2 separate regions of the Homo sapiens genome follow, and region 2 is linked to region 1. A link is an interaction called in ENCODE POLR2A ChIA-PET data of the cell type or tissue named here. Cell type or tissue: IMR-90. All regions are shown on one strand. Links, peaks and the distances in the headings refer to the core of each region. The heading gives the core; the rest is flanking DNA.

Region 1 (7,652 bases), core at 3,053-7,052:
GTGATGGCTTGGAGAAACAGTATAAACCAGCAGTGTAAACAAGAGCAGGGCATGTATGAGTAGTTGAGAATGGTGAATAGGAGTATGACTAGACAAAAGATAGTAGGGATGACAAGTTTTTTTGGGGCACAGTCTAAGTTGGTCTGGTGTCGAATGGGACTGGGGCCTAATAAAAAGGAGCGTCTATACAGGAGCTTAAATGGGCTGTACCTTGTAGCATTCTGAGGACAGGCCTGAATTCTGAGAAACGAAAGTGGTGAAAGTATTGTCCAGTCCTTTTTAAGTTGGTGGCTGAGCTTGGTGAGGTGTGTTTTTAAAAGACCTTTAGTCCGTTCTCCTTTTCTTGAAGATGGAGGACCGTAAGGGATATAAAGGTTTCACTGAATACTAAGAGCCTGAAAAGCTGCTTGGCTGATTTGACTAGTAAAGGATGGTCTGTTATTAGACTGTATTGAGGTGGGAAGGCTAAACTGAGGAATTATGTCTGACAGAAGGGAAGAAATGACTGTGGTGGCCTTCTCAGACCCTGTAGGAAAGGCCTTTACTTATTCAGTGAAAGTGTCTATTTAGACTAAGAGGTATTTTAGTTTCCTGACTCGGGACATGTTGAGTAAAGCTAATTTGCCAGTCCTGGGTGGGGGCAAATCCTTGAGCTTGATGTGTAGGGAAGGGAGGGGGCCTGAATAATCCCTGAGGAGTAGTAGAATAGCAGATGGAACACTGAGAAGTTATTTCCTTGAGGATAGATTTCCACGATGGAAAGGAAATGAGAGGTTCTGAGAGGCGGGCTAGTGACTTGTACTATAGCATAGCCTGCCTTTGCTGGTGTGTGGCGATTAGGCCTGGTGGAACTGCCATCAATAAATCAAGCGTGATCAGGGTGAGGAATAGGAAAGAAGGAAATATGGGGAAATGGGGTGAATATCAGGTGGATCAGAGAGATACAGTCATGGGGGTCAGGTGTGGTATCAGGAATAATGTGGGAGGCCAGATTGAAGTCCGGGCCAGGAACAATGGTAATTGTGGGACTTAACAAAGAGTGAGTACAGCTGAAGGAGCTGGGGAGCAGAAAGTATATGCGTCAGGTATGAGGAAGAAAATAGATTTTGGAAGTTATGAGAAATGTAGAGAGTGAGTTGAGCATAGTTTGCGATTTTTAGGGCCTCTAACAGTATTAAAGCAGCGGCAGCCGCTGCACACAGACATGAGGGCTAGGCTAAAACAGTAAGGTCAAGTTGTTTGGACAGAAAGGCTACAGGGTGCAGTCCTGTCCTGGCTCTTGTGTAGGAATTCTGACTGCACTAACCATGCCTAGGAAGGAAAGGAGTTGTTATTTTGTAAGGGACTGAGGTTTGGGAGATTAATCAGACACGATCAGCAGGGAGAGCACGTGTATTTTTATGAGAATTATGCTGAGATAGGTAACAGATGAGGATGAAATTTGGGCTTGACTGAAGTAATGGGGGCTGTCTGTGAAGCCTTGCGGCAGTACAGCCGAGGTAATTTGCTGAGCCTAATGGGTGTCAGGGTCAGTCTAAGTGAAAGCAAAGAGAGGCTGGGATGAAGGGTGCAAAGGAATAGTAAAGAAAGCATGTTTGAGATCTAGAACAGAATAATGGGTAGTAGAGGGAGGTATCGAGTATGGGTTTGGCACCACCGGGTGGATAGGCAGAACAATTTGGTTGATAAGGCGCAGATTCTGAACTAACTTGTAAGGCTTGTCTGGTTTTAGGACAGGTAAAATGGGGGAATGGTAAGAAGAGTTCATAGGCTTTAAAAGGCCATGCTGTAGCAGGCGAGTGATAACAGGCTTTAATCCTTTTAAAGCGTGCTGTGGGATGGGATCTTGACATTGAGTGGGGTAAGGGTGATTAGGTTTTAATGAGACGGTAAGGGGTACATGATCGGTCACCAAGGAGGGAGTAGAGGTATCTTATACTTGTGGGTTAAGGTAGGGGGATACAAGAGGAGGACGCAAAGGAGGCTTTGGATTGGGAAGAAGGGCGGCAATGAGATGTGGCTGTAGTCCAGGAATAGTCAGGGAAGCAGATAATTTAGTTAAAGTGTCTCAGCCTAATAAGGGAACTGGGCAGGTGGGGATAACTAAAAAGGAGTGCTTAAAAGAGTATTGTCTAAGTTGGCACCAGAGTTGGGGAGTTTTAAGAGGTTTAGAAGCCTGGCCGTCAATACTTACAACAGTTATGGAGGCAAGGGAAACAGGCCTTTGAAAAGAAGGTAATGTGGAGTGGGTAGCCTCCGTATTGATTAAGAAGGGGACGCGCTTACTACCTTCTACCGTGAGAGTTACCTGAAGCTCGGCATCCGTGATGGTTTAGGGGGCTTCCGAGGCAATCGGGCAGTGTCAGTCTTCAGCTGCTAAGCCGAGAAGATCTGGGAAGGAGTCAGTCAGAGAGCCTTGGGCCAGAGTTCCAGGGGCTCTGGGAGTGGCTGCCAGGTGAGTTGAACAGTCGGATTTTCAGTGGGGTCCCACACAGATGGGACGCAGCTTAGGAGGAATCCCGGGCTGCGGGCATTCCTTGGCCCAGTGGCCAGATTTCCGGCACGTGTAGCAAGCTCCTGGGGGAGGAGGTTCTGGAGGAACCCCTGGCTGCTGTGGTTCAGGCGTTTGGACGTTCTTGTGTGCTGGAGATGTGGCTGGGGTTTGTCTCACAGTGGAGGCAAGGAATTGCAACTTTTTTCTGTTATTGTACACCTTGAAGGTGAGGTTAATTAAGTCCTGTTGTGGGGTTTGAGGGCCAGATTCCAATTTTTGGAGTTTTATTTAATGTCGGGAGCAGATTGGGTAGTAAAATGTATATTGAGAATAAGACGGCCTTTTGACCTTTTAGGGTCTAGGGCTGTAAAGCGTCTCAGGGTTGCTGCCAAACGAGCCATGAACTGGGCTGGGTTTTTATATTTGATGAAAAAGAGCCTAAATGCTTCTGATTTGGGATAAAGAAAAAGGAGCATTAACCTTGACTATGCCTTTAGCTTCAGCCACCTTTTTAAGAGTAAATTGCTGGGCAGGTGGGGGAGGGCTAGTCACGGAACGAAACTGTAAGCTGGACCAGGTGTGAGGAGGCGAGGTGATAAAAGGATTATAGGGTGGAGGAGCAGAGGCTGAGGAAGAATTGGGACCTAGCTCGGCCTGGCGAGGAGCAGCCTGGGGAGGAGGGGAAAGGTCAGATGGGTCTGTAGAAAAGGAAGATTAGAAAGACTCAGCGACGCTTGGGGTTGGGACTGAGGGGACAGGCGGAAGGGAAAGAAGGAAGATTTGGGACGAGTTGCATTGGGGACAAAGACTAGGAAGGGACTGATGTGTAAAAGAATGCCTGGACGTCAGGCAACTCAGACCGTTTGCCTATTTTACGACAAGAATTATTTAGATCTTGCAGGATGGAAAAATTCAAAGTGCCGTTTTCTGGCTATTTGGAGCTACTGTCGAGTTTGTATTGGGGTCAAGCGGCATTGCAGAAGAAAATAAGGCATTTAGGTTTTAGGTCAGGTGTGAGTTGAAGAGGTTTTAAGTTCTTGAGAACACAGGCTAAGGGAGAAGAAGGAGGAATGGAGGGTGGAAGGTTGCCCATAGTGAAGGAGGCAAACCTAGAGAAAAGAGAATGTAGAGACATGGAGGGAAGGGTTTCGGGGGTTCTTACCCTCCAGAAAAGCGGGAAGGGGGGTCAGGGCACGGAAATAAGGGATTGGGGCACAGAGATAAGAGGTTGGGGTGCAGAAATAAGGGATTGGGGCACAGAGTTGAGAGGTCGGGGTGCAGAAATAAGGGATTGGGGCACAGAGATAAGAGGTCAGGGTGCAGAAATAAGGAATTGGGGCACAGAGATAAGAGGTCGGGGTGTGGAAATAAGGAATTGGGGGTTCTTGCCCCCTAGAAAAGCGGGACTTGCCGCTAAGGGTGAAGAAGGGGTTGAGGGGTACTTGCCCCTCCCCCAGAAAGGCAGAGAAGGGGTAGAGACACGGAGAGAAGGGGTAGAGACACGGAGAGAAGGGGTTGGGGTACTTGCCCCTTCCCCAGAAAAGCAGAGAAGGGATAGAGACAAGGAGAGAAGGGGTTGGGGTACTTGCCCCTTCCCCAGAAAAGCGGGACTTGCCGCTAAGGGTGAAGGACCAAGGCAGGCGTCCCTGTGTGGTCTGACACCCTTGAAACGTGGGTGAATAATCAGAGAGGCATCCTTGCAATGATTAAACACCAAGGGAAGGCTGCCTTCCCAGTCCGTGACCGGCGCCGGAGTTTTGGGTCCACGGATAAAACGTGTCCCCTTTGTCTCTACCAGAAAATGAAAGGAATTGAAATTAAGAGAAGGGAGAGATTGAAATGTGGTGCCAAGATTGAAAGGAGAAAGAGGTTGAGGGATAGTGAGGGAGGTTGCAGAAGAGAGTAAAAAGAGGCTGCTTACCGGATTTCAAATTGGTGAGATGTTTCTTGGGCTGGTCAGTCTGAGGACCTGAGGTCGTAGGTGGATCTTTCTCACAGAGCAAAGAGCAGGAGGACGGGGGATTGATCTCCCAAGGGAGGTCCCCCGATCCGAGTCACGGCACCAAATTTCATGCACGTCCGTGTGAAGAGACCACCAAACAGGCTTTGTGTGAGTAACATGGCTGTTTATTTCACCTGGGTGCAGGCGGGCTGAGTCCGAAAAGAGAGTCAGCAAAGGGTGGTGGATTATCATCAGTTCTTATAGGTTTTGGGATAGGCGCTGAAGTTAAGAGCAATGTTTTGCAGACAGTGGGTGGAGCTCACAAAGTACATTCTCAAGGGTGGGGAGAATTAAAAAGAACCTTCTTAAGGGTGGGGGAGATTACAAAGTACATTGATCAGTTAGGGTGGGGCAGGAACAAATCACAATGGTGGAATGTCATCAGTTAAGGCTATTTTTACTTCTTTTGTGGATCTTCAGTTACTTCAGGCCATCTGGATGTATACGTGCAAGTCACAGGGGATGCGATGGCTTAGCTTGGGCTCAGAGGTCTGACAGTTATCACCTAAGATTCTGACTTTTAATTATATATAACAATTGTATGTATCTACATGCGTATATATATATTCAATGCAATACATATATATGACATAAATCAATGTGAGGATCCTAAATGTCCATCCTTTGTTCTAGGAAACAATGAACTAAAAATAACAATGGGATATTTATGATCTGAATTAAGGCTTTCTTTGTATAAACTCAGAAATTGAAATTTGTCTTCTATTTGTTTTTCCTTTTTTTAGGGACAGGGTCTTGCAGTGACATGATCATAGCTCACTGTAACCTCAAACTTCTGGGTTCAAGCAATCCTGCCTCAGCCTCCCCAGTAGCTAGGACCACAGGCGGCATTGCCATGCCCAACTAATTTTTTTTTTCTTTTTTTTTTTTTGTAGAGATGGGGTCTCACGATGTTGCCTAGGCTGGTCTCAAACTCCTGCCTTGGCCTCCCAAAGCACTGGGATTACAGGCATGAGCCAGCACACCTGGCAATTTGTCTGCTGTTTAGTGGAGGACAGCAGCAAGAAATGTATCCTCATAATCAAACAACTGGAATAAGAAGTAGAAACTACACTACAGCCCTATTTTGTGACCAAAATTACGTTTTAGCTGATAGCATAGAAAATGTGCTGGCAAAATGTGTAATGTTACGGATATTGCTTGGTGATTCCTTTTTCTCAATTCAGGGCCTATCAGCTAACTTTTACCTTGCGTACCTTCTGGTAATCAGGTGAGGACTAGGAATGGTCAAGTGCAGTAGTAACTTGCTGTCCCTGGAAGCACTCTTTCCAGAAGCCTAATAATTTGAAATAGTGCCCAAAGAACTGGGGAAGAGTTACAAGCCTGGGAGAAAAAAACCTACTAAGAAAAAAAAACTTAGCTAAAGAAATGAATGCCTCTGGCCGTGCGCGGTGGCTCGTGCCTGTAATCCTAGCTCTTTGGGAGGCTGTGGCGGGCAGATCACGAGGTCAAGAGTTCGAGACCAACCTGGCCAGCATGGTGAAACTTCGTCTCTACTAAAAATACAAAAATTAGCCAAGCATGGTGGTGTGCGCCTGTAGTCCCAGTACTCGGGAGGCTGAGGCAGGAGACTCGCTTGAACACGGGAGGTGGAGGTTGCAGTAAGCCGAGATTGTGCCAGTGCACTCCAGCCTGGGCAACAGAGTGAGACTCCGTCTCAAAAAAAACAAAACAAAAAACACCTCTCTCTTTCACTCTCTCTCATGCACGTGCACACACACACACACACACACACACACCACACAAACTGCATGGTACATGTTATCCAAAGGCTGAATTTCTTTGGACTGAATATCACTAGAAGTTTATATAATTGCTCTATATTAGCTAAAACTAATAATCATGTACCAAAAATATACTTTTTTTTTTTTTTACAAAATAACACAATTTATTACCATTTTGAAACAAATCACAAAATAACATTCAGAAACTCAACATTTCTAAATAACTTAATTCACAATAAGTTTAGTCATAAAGTCATGCTACAAAACTCCTGTGTATAAAAGATTATTACCAAGGTATTCATAGATGTTAAAATGTTCTTCAGAATGGAGTTGGTTCTAGAAGCCAAAGATTCTGGAATGATGCTCGTAATCATGACTGCCAGCCTGGGAGAGGAGCTGGCTATGCGCATGTGCTCTTAGCTTCCAACTCACCAGTCTTTTGATGGGAGTGATCCCTCCAGGCAGTAGCACCTCAGAGGCAGGTACCCTACTGATCACAGAGGCAAAGAGCCTCCCACCCATATAATGTTAGACAACTCTACATTCATTTAAAATCTAGAGGTGGGAATGATAATTCGCAAAGCTTCTATTCTGAGTAGGAGAACTACTTGACACATCCCCCAGAGGGATGATCTTGGATGTAACAGACATGGAAGACGACTCAAGTAGGGAAAAAGGGAAATCCTGACTCTGATTATGTCAAAAGACAGTTAACTACTCATGTGGGTTTAGAACGAGCAAGGGTGAGGTTTGATTCTCTAACATCCAAGTGCAGGCTAGATATTTACCCATCTGCCCTATGGAAGTCCTTTCCACCAACATCCAGTTCCTAAGTTTAAAGTGCAAATCTACTGAAAAATAGTTTACTATCCCTCTTCCCCTATGTTAAATTTGCTAGATCATAATTTGGTTGGCTGGGTCTCCTCTAAACTGCCCAATATGGGAAATTAACTAGAATCCAGTTAATGACTTCTCCAAATATCAAGTAAAAAGTTTTATCAGTTTATCTTAGGTCAGAGAAAGGTAAGACTCAGTCTAGTTCTTCCTTTCAGTTTTCTTCCTTTACAGATTTATAAAATGCAGGAATAGAGATACAGATATGGTATTTCTAAAAGTTCCATGATTTTAAAACATGACCCTTGATTTTTGGAAGTTCACCCATTTTATGGTTTACAAAAAGAAAACAATATGACACATGTTAGAGCACAGATAAAGAAATATGGTCAAGTTAGCTTGTCAGAAGAAGCACCAACTCTGCTACACTGAATCTTGCTTTTATATTTCATGATTTACAGACACATTAAACAGCCCCAAATAAATAAAATCTGTGCCAAAGGAATGAATTTCTAGTAAAGGGTAACATGCAATTTAGCAGTTTTCTTCCTTTACCAACACTTACAGAGTATAAGGTCTT
Region 2 (7,652 bases), core at 1,664-5,663, 280 kb before region 1:
ATATATTTTAGGTGTACAGTTAAATGAGTTTTGACAAGAAATAGAAATTTCCTCATGCTCTTTTATAGTGAGTTTCCCTCACCCCTGAAACCAACCAATCACTAATTTGCTTCCTGTCACTATAAGTTTTGCTTATTCTTTTCATATAAATGGAATTATACAGTTTTTATTTTTATTTTTGTATATCTGGCTTTTTTCCTCTCAGCATAAAGTTTTTGAGAAGAATAATGGAACTTTAAAGTTTGATTTTTTTTTTTTTTTTGGAAACAGAGTCTCACTCTGTCTTCCAAGCTTGAGTGCAGTGGCACGATCTTGGCTCACTGCAACCTCCACCTCCCAGGTTCAAGCAATCCTCCTGCCTTAGCCTCCCAGTTAACTGAGATTACAGTTATGTGCCACCACACCCGGCTAATTTTTATAAATTTTTTTGTAGACATAGGGTTTCACCATGTTGCCCAGGCTTGGTTTCAAACTCCTGAGCTCAGGCAGTCCACCTTCCTTGGCCTCCCAAAGTGCTAGGATTATAGGAACAGGCATGAGCCACCACGCCTGGTGAAGTCATATATATATATATACATTTTTTTTTTCTGTTACCCAGACTGGAGTGCAGTGGCACAATGTTGGCTCACTGCAACCTCCGCCTCCCAGGTTCAAGCAATTCTTCTGCCACAGCCTCCAGAGTAGTTGGGATTATAGGCATGCACCACCACGCCTGGCTAATTTTTGTATTTTTAATGGAGACAGGGTTTCACCATGTTGGCCAGGCTGGTCTCAAACTCCTGGCCTCAAACTCCACCCACCCCGGCTTCCCAAAGTGCTGGGATTACAGACGTGAGCCACTGCACCCGGCCCTAAGTCATATATTTCAACTCCCTTCTTATTCAGATCAAAAATTTAAGTATAGAGAGTTTTGTTAAATTCAGTATTTTTATTTTTATTCTTATTTATTTATTTATTTATTTATTTTTTGAGAGGCGGAGACTTGCTCTGTCGCCCAGGCTGGAGTGCAGTAGTGCGACCTCAGGTCACTACAACCTCTGCCTCCCAGATTCAAGCGATTCTCCTGCCTCAGCTTCCCGAGTAGCTGGGACTACAGGCGTGCGCCACCACTCCCAGCTAATTTTTGTATATTTTAGTAGAGATGGGGTTTCGCCATGTTGGTCAGGCTGGTCTCAAACTCCTGACCTAAGGTGATCTGCCCGCCTCAGCCTCCCAAAGTACTGGGATTACAGGCATGAGCCATTGTGCCCAGCCAAACTCAGTATTTTTAAATTTTATTGTATATATTTGTTATGCAATAAACATGTAAGTTAATAAAATTTAAATTTCATGTTGTGAAGAATATAAGCAGAATCTCATTATAACAAAAAATCAGGCTCGGTGCAGTGGCTCATGCCTGTAATCTCAACATTTTGGGAGGCCAAAGCAGGAGGATTGCTTGAGGCCAGGAATTTGAGACCAGTCCAGACAACAAAGCAAGACCCCTATTTCTACAAAAAAAATTAAGTCCCGGTGTGGTAGCTCATGCCCAAAATCCCAGCTCTATGGGAGGCCAAGGCGGGCAGATCACCTGAGGTCAGGAGTTTGAGACCAGCCTGGCCAACATGGTGAAACCCCGTCTCTACTGAAAATACAAAAATTAGCTGGGCATGGTGGCTCACGCCTGTTGGTCAACTACTCAGGAGGCTAAGGCAGGAGAATTGCTTGAACTTGGGAGGCGGAGCTTGCAGTGAGCCGAGATCACGCCACTGCACTCCAGCCTGGGCAACAGAGCGAGACTCTGTCTCAAAAAAAAAAAAAGATTGAAACTGAAAATCATAGTAGGCCAGGCGCGGTGGCTCATGCCTGTAATCCCAACACTTTGGGAGGCCGAGGCGGGCGGATCACCTGAGGTCAGGAGTTCAAGACCAGCCTGGCCAACATGGTGAAACCCTGTCTCTAATAAAAATACAAAAATTAGCTGGGCATGGTGGCAGGCATCTGTAATCCCAGCTACTGGGGAGGCTGAGGCAGGAGAATTACTTGAACCTGGGAGGCAGAGGTTGCAGTGAACCAAGATCGTGCCATTGCACTCCAGCCTGGGTGACAAGAGTGAAACTCTGTCTCAAAAAAAAAAAAAAAAAAAATCATGGCAAAAAAGGACTCTGTATTACAGGCCCTAAATCCATTTTCCTTTGACTGTCAGTACAGAGGACTTAAGTCACTTATCCAAGGATGAGCAGCCTAATATGTCTCTGTGAGAACCTGAATCCTGATTCCTGATTTATTCCTCATTTATTCAACATAAGAGTGCTTACTGGGCCAGGTGCAGTGGCTTACGCCTGTAATCCCAGCACTTTGGGAGGCCAAGGCGGGTGGATCACGAGGTTAGGAGATCGAGACCATCCTGGCTAACACGGTGAAACCCCGTCTCTACTAAAAATACACAAAATTAGCCAGGCGTGGTGGTAGGCACCTGTAGTCCCAGCTACTCGGGAGGCTGAGGCAGGAGAATGGTGTGAACCCGGGAGGCAGAGGCTGCAGTGAGCTGAGATGGCGCCACTGCACTCCAGCCTGGGTGACAGAGCAAGATTCTGTCTCAAAAAAAAAAAAAAAAAGTGCTTACTATGTACTGGGTACTGGTGAAGTTACTGGAATACATTCAGCAGGGAACCAAAAATACAAAAATGGTCTTTGCACTCCTGTAGCTTACATTCTACTTCAGGAAGACAGAAAATAAACATCTGAACAAGTCAAAAGAAAGTTATGTTAGGTTCTGCAGGTGCTATGGAGGGAAAAAAAAAAAGCAGGGAAAGGCAGGTAGGGAATCTGTTGATAGTGTGGGGGAAATGCTATTTTAAATAGGACAGTCAGGGAAGAAGTCTTTGATAAAATTCAGTTGATCAGAGATCTTAGGGGGATGAAGAAGCAAGTTACACAAGACATTTGTGGGAAGAATATTCCAGGCTAAAGAAACAGCAGGTGCAAAGGCCAGAGGCAGGTATGTGCTTGGTATGTTAGGAACAGCATCCAGGAGGTCAGCATAGCTGGAGAGGAAAGAGCGATATGAGAGGTAAGGAGGCGGTAACCTCAGAGAGGCAGGGTTAAGGGGTGTTTATCATGTAGGATCTCAAATGCCAGTGTAATCACTTTGGCTTTTTCTTTTTCTTTTTTCTTTTTGAGACTGAATTTTGCTCTTGTTGCCCAGGACGGAGTGCAATGGCGCTATCTCTGTTCACTGCAACCTCCACCTCCTGGGTTCAAGTGATTCTTCTGCCTCAGCCACCCAAGTAGCTAGGATTACAGGCATGCGCCATCATGCCCGGCTAATATTCTATTTTTAGTATAGATGGGTTTTCACCATGTTGGTCAGGCTGGTCTCAAACTCCTGACTTCAGGTGATCCGCCCGCACTTTGGCTTTTTCTATAAGAAGGAAGCCACTGGAAGGTTTTTTGTTTTTTGGCGTTTTGTTTTGTTTTGTTTTGTTTGAGACAGAGTCTCACTCTTGTTACCCAGGCTAGAGTGCAATGGCGCGATCTCGGCTCACTGCAACCTCCACCTCCTGGGTTCAAGCGATTCTCCTACCTCAGCCTCCCAGGTAGCTGGGATTACAGGTGCCCACCACCATGCTAATTTTTTTGTATTTTTAGTAGAGATGGGGTTTCATCATGTTGGCCAGGCCGGTCTCGAACTCCTGACCTCAGGTGATCCACCTGCCTCGGCCTCCAAAAGTGCTGGGATGAGAGGTATGAGCCACCATGCCCGGCTGCCACTGGAAGGTTTTGAGCCAAGGAAACACATGATTTGACGTCCATTTTTAAAGCACCGTTCTGGCTGCTGTTTTGAGAACAAACTGTAGGATGGGGGAGAAAAGTGGAGAAGGCAAGAGCAGAAGCTCTCTTGCTGTGCTTCATCCTGTTCACTTATCTGTCTTTAAAAGTTTGTTTATATATAACTTAACTGGTTTTTCCTGGTTGAAACAGGATCCAGAGGTCATTATGTGGTATGTTTCATCCATCAGAAATGAGAACAGCAAACAGACTAGCGTTCTTCCTATCCTATTTGGAGAATTCTTTTTTCTTTCCCTTGATAATTATATAAACATAAGACATTAACACCCATATCAATGGTCTGTATTATGGAGAGGCAAGATGTTTTTGCAAGATCGTCATTCCCATCTCCTGAAACAGGATTCCTTAAGTCTAGATCTGGAGTCTCCCCATGCTCTAGAGACCCTAGCCATGTGCCAGAATCTGACAGGAGCTGGTAGCAGAGTACCTCAGCCCTTAGGTGTGAACTTCACCACAGCAGGTTCATGTCAGCTCATCTAAGGAATGGAGTGGGAAGGCTCCTCCTAGTTTCCAGTGTATGTCCAGGTAGAGTTTATCAGGTTTAAAAAGTTACAGGATCCTGATTTGAGCTGGCAGGGTTAAATATATGCCTTTCCATAGGTCCAGTTCACCTATACATTTAGATGGTTTGGTTTAGCTTTACTTAAAGTCAAAGGAATCTCTGTGTTTGTGTTTTTGCAAGAAACTGGTAATGGCTTGCCTAGTTTCTTCTCTAGTTTCTTAGGGCAAAGGAATGAGTTTTGCCAAAATTTTATCTAGGAAAAATGGAGTAGTTTTCTAAGTCTTACAGGACACTGTCAAAATATGGAAATCTATTTTATTGCCTTAGGGAATTCTTTTTTTTTTTTTTTCCTTTTTCTCTAGGTAAAGGAGATCTTCAGGAAGTCACCTTTCCTGGTACCAAAGGGCAGTGTTAGCATCATGGATGGATCCGACGAAGGTGGGAGAGGTGTTGATATGCGTTCCAGGGGGAGAGGGGCAGGATCAGTGAAAGATCTAACTAAAGGAACTGGGGCCAGGAATAAACAGAAGGAATGAGATAGCAGGAAATAGAAGACAGGGAGAAGGGAACATGTGCTCTAGACATGGAATTTAGAGAGGAAAAAAAAAAAACAAGGTTGGGGCCAGGAAAGAGAAAAAATGCTCTGGGATCTAATCCTTGTCTTTCTTTCTTTTTAGGCATATTAGCTTGGGTTACTGTGAATTTTCTGACAGGTAATACATCCTCAAGTTTATCTTTAGAGCTTAACTAGCTTTTACATGCATAGTCAGAGGAGTAAAAGCCTTTTCTTTCATTCTGTATTGTTTCTTCTTCTTTAAAAAAGGAAAAGAGGCTGGGTGTGGCAGTTCATGCCTGTTAATTCCAGCGCTTTGGGAGGCTGAGTTGGGCAGATCACTTGAGGCCAGGAGTTCAAGACCAGCCTGGCCAACATGGCGAAACTCCGTCTCTACCAAAAATACAAAAATAGCTGGGCATGGTGGTGTGTACCTGTAGTCCCAGCTACTCAGGAGGCTGGAGAATCACTTGAACCCAGGAGGCAGAGGTTGCAGTGAGCTGAGAGCCGAGATTGCGCCACTGCACTCCAGGCTGGATGATAGAGCAAGACTCTGTCTCCAAAAAGGCCTTCCAAAAAAAAAAAAAACACCTGCCTTGAAGGCCTCTGCTGCAACAAGAGTCCTTCCGAGTTGACATTCACCTGCAGCCTTGGGGCTGGGGAGCAGTGGAGTATGTATGGAATACCTTCAGTGTATGATAAGAGCAAGAGAGACAAGTGTTGGGCTGCCCAGGATGTCGAGGCTATTTAGAGCTGGCTCTCATTTGACAGGTCAGCTGCATGGCCACAGACAGGAGACTGTGGGGACCTTGGACCTAGGGGGAGCCTCCACCCAAATCACGTTCCTGCCCCAGTTTGAGGTGAGTCATTTAATGAAGATCTGGTTAGAAGTGCACTTGGCAGGCGTATCATGGTGCCAAGAAAGAGGCGCCCCATTTTCAGCCAGCAGCTCTACCACGCTTAGGCAGAGTCAAGTCAATTAATAACTAGGTGAATGTTCCCTTGCCATCTCACTGTTCAGAATCCCTTCGTTTCCTCAAGCCTAGTGAGATTAGCCCCTTAATCTGTCTTCATCTCTGATTTTTTGCTGGGAGGGACGGGTGGTGGTGTGAACATCTTCAGGTAATTACAGATCCTGAATAGTCTTTTTGCTTTTTCTGATTTGCAGAAAACTCTGGAACAAACTCCTAGGGGCTACCTCACTTCCTTTGAGATGTTTAACAGCACTTATAAGCTCTATACACATAGGTGAGGACGGGGACAGGGAAGAAGAATATTTCATGTTGTATGATTCTCCTAACTTTCCAAAGCATTCTCAAATCTGTTATTGTATCTGATTAGCAAAAACAAAGTCTGTGCCAATTCCCTAAGGCCTATCAACTGAAACCCGGTCCACTTACAAAGCCGGAGGAGCCTAAGAGGCTTCTCCATTCTTGGCCTCAAAAGCATTAATATATGACTTAAGAGTCAAAAGTTTTCGGCTGGGTGCAGTGGCTTCATGCCTGTAATCCCTGCACTTTGGGAGGCCGAGGTGGGTGGGTCACCTGAGGTCAGGCGTTTGAGACCAGCCTGGCAAACATGGTGAAACCCCGTCTCTACTAAAATACAAAAATTAGCTGGATATGACAGCGCACACCTGTAATCCTAGCTATTCAGGAGGCTGAGGCAGGAGAATCATTTGAACCCTGGAGGCGGAGATTGCAGTGAGCCGAGATCACACCACTGCACTTCAGCCGGAGCGACAGAGCAAGACTCAGTCTCAAAAAAAAAAAAAAAAAAAGAATCAAAAGCTTTCTGTAGGGAGAGGACACTTCAAGAAGGCTCAGGCAAAGCTCCTTGCCAGCTCCTTTGAGCTGGCCTTCAGAGGTTCAGAATCCAGCCTGGAATGTGATCCCAGTTGGGGCTAGGAGCTAAGCTAAAGAGAGCTTTTCTGGGAATGGTTCCTAGTGTGGGACCCTAGGAATTGTCACTGTCTCTGGCCTTTGAATGATAACTGTGGGGAATTCTTACTGCATAGCCTTGATCCAAACTGTGCAGAAATTACCCCTTGTTGACCACAGGAGATGAATATGTCACAGACAGAACAAGGTTTTCATCTTTCCAGAGGGACACAGGAACAATGTTACTTTTGAAAGAGGTAGCTTTAGGCTAGAGAACTTCAGGACCAGCATGAAATTAGTCAATCCTGTATTTTACAGTTACCTGGGATTTGGATTGAAAGCTGCAAGACTAGCAACCCTGGGAGCCCTGGAGACAGAAGGTTTGTCTGGGTACCTGTGCTGGGGGGGGATGGTGAGGGTGACACAGATACTCCGCTTGCTTCTTCCCTTCCTTGATAGCCATTCTATGAAGGAAAAGATTATGTTGAATTGGGAGGCAAATGTTGTATAATGGACCTAATAATGGCAAACTCCTTTTCTAGTTTATAAGTTCAGAAGTTTTGATGTATATTATTAGCCATTTTTAGAATGAGGTCTACTTGTTCAGGGGTAACAGCCTATGTCTAGGCAGCTGAAGTGTCTGCAGAAATCCCAGGCTTTACGAATACATTCAGCAGGAGCTTGCTCAAGCCCTGAGCTTTACATTGGAGGCACAGGAAGCAGAGTCTGTTCTACATGCAGGTGGAACAACAGAGTAACTCCATTGATCTCTTCACAGGTCAGGCAGAACTGGGTTCAGTCCCAGTGTTGTGATATGAGGCAAGTAACCTATCTGTGCCCCTTTCCTCACATTAAATGAGAATTTGCATTTAAGGCACTTTGTACA

What was found. ChIA-PET counts read pairs that join two places held together with the same protein. Peaks named below come from ENCODE experiments on the same cell type or tissue, not always from the same donor. Only the 100,000 strongest peaks of a DNase experiment are listed, where the experiment ranks them.
Region 2: POLR2A ChIA-PET joins it to region 1 with 9 read pairs; 2 of 35 experiments call an interaction of 5 or more read pairs at or near these places.

What each region holds. Positions count from the first base shown.
Region 1 is chr14:73,700,680-73,708,331 of GRCh38, reverse strand. It overlaps DNAL1 (dynein axonemal light chain 1), which reads right to left. Exons shown (of 8, transcript NM_031427.4): 8 at 4,600-7,652. Among named protein-coding and RNA genes, the nearest start is that of PNMA1, 9.9 kb to the left of the region's middle. In IMR-90, for the core only: no CTCF peak of the experiment used is centred there; no DNase peak of the experiment used is centred there.
Region 2 is chr14:73,974,418-73,982,069 of GRCh38, reverse strand. It overlaps ENTPD5 (ectonucleoside triphosphate diphosphohydrolase 5 (inactive)), which reads left to right. Exons shown (of 16, transcript NM_001249.5): 7 at 4,696-4,771; 8 at 5,011-5,046; 9 at 5,658-5,746; 10 at 6,055-6,134; 11 at 7,085-7,146. Among named protein-coding and RNA genes, the nearest start is that of COQ6, 28 kb to the right of the region's middle. In IMR-90, for the core only: no CTCF peak of the experiment used is centred there; a DNase peak (open chromatin) is centred at 3,949; H3K27ac peaks cover 606 bases.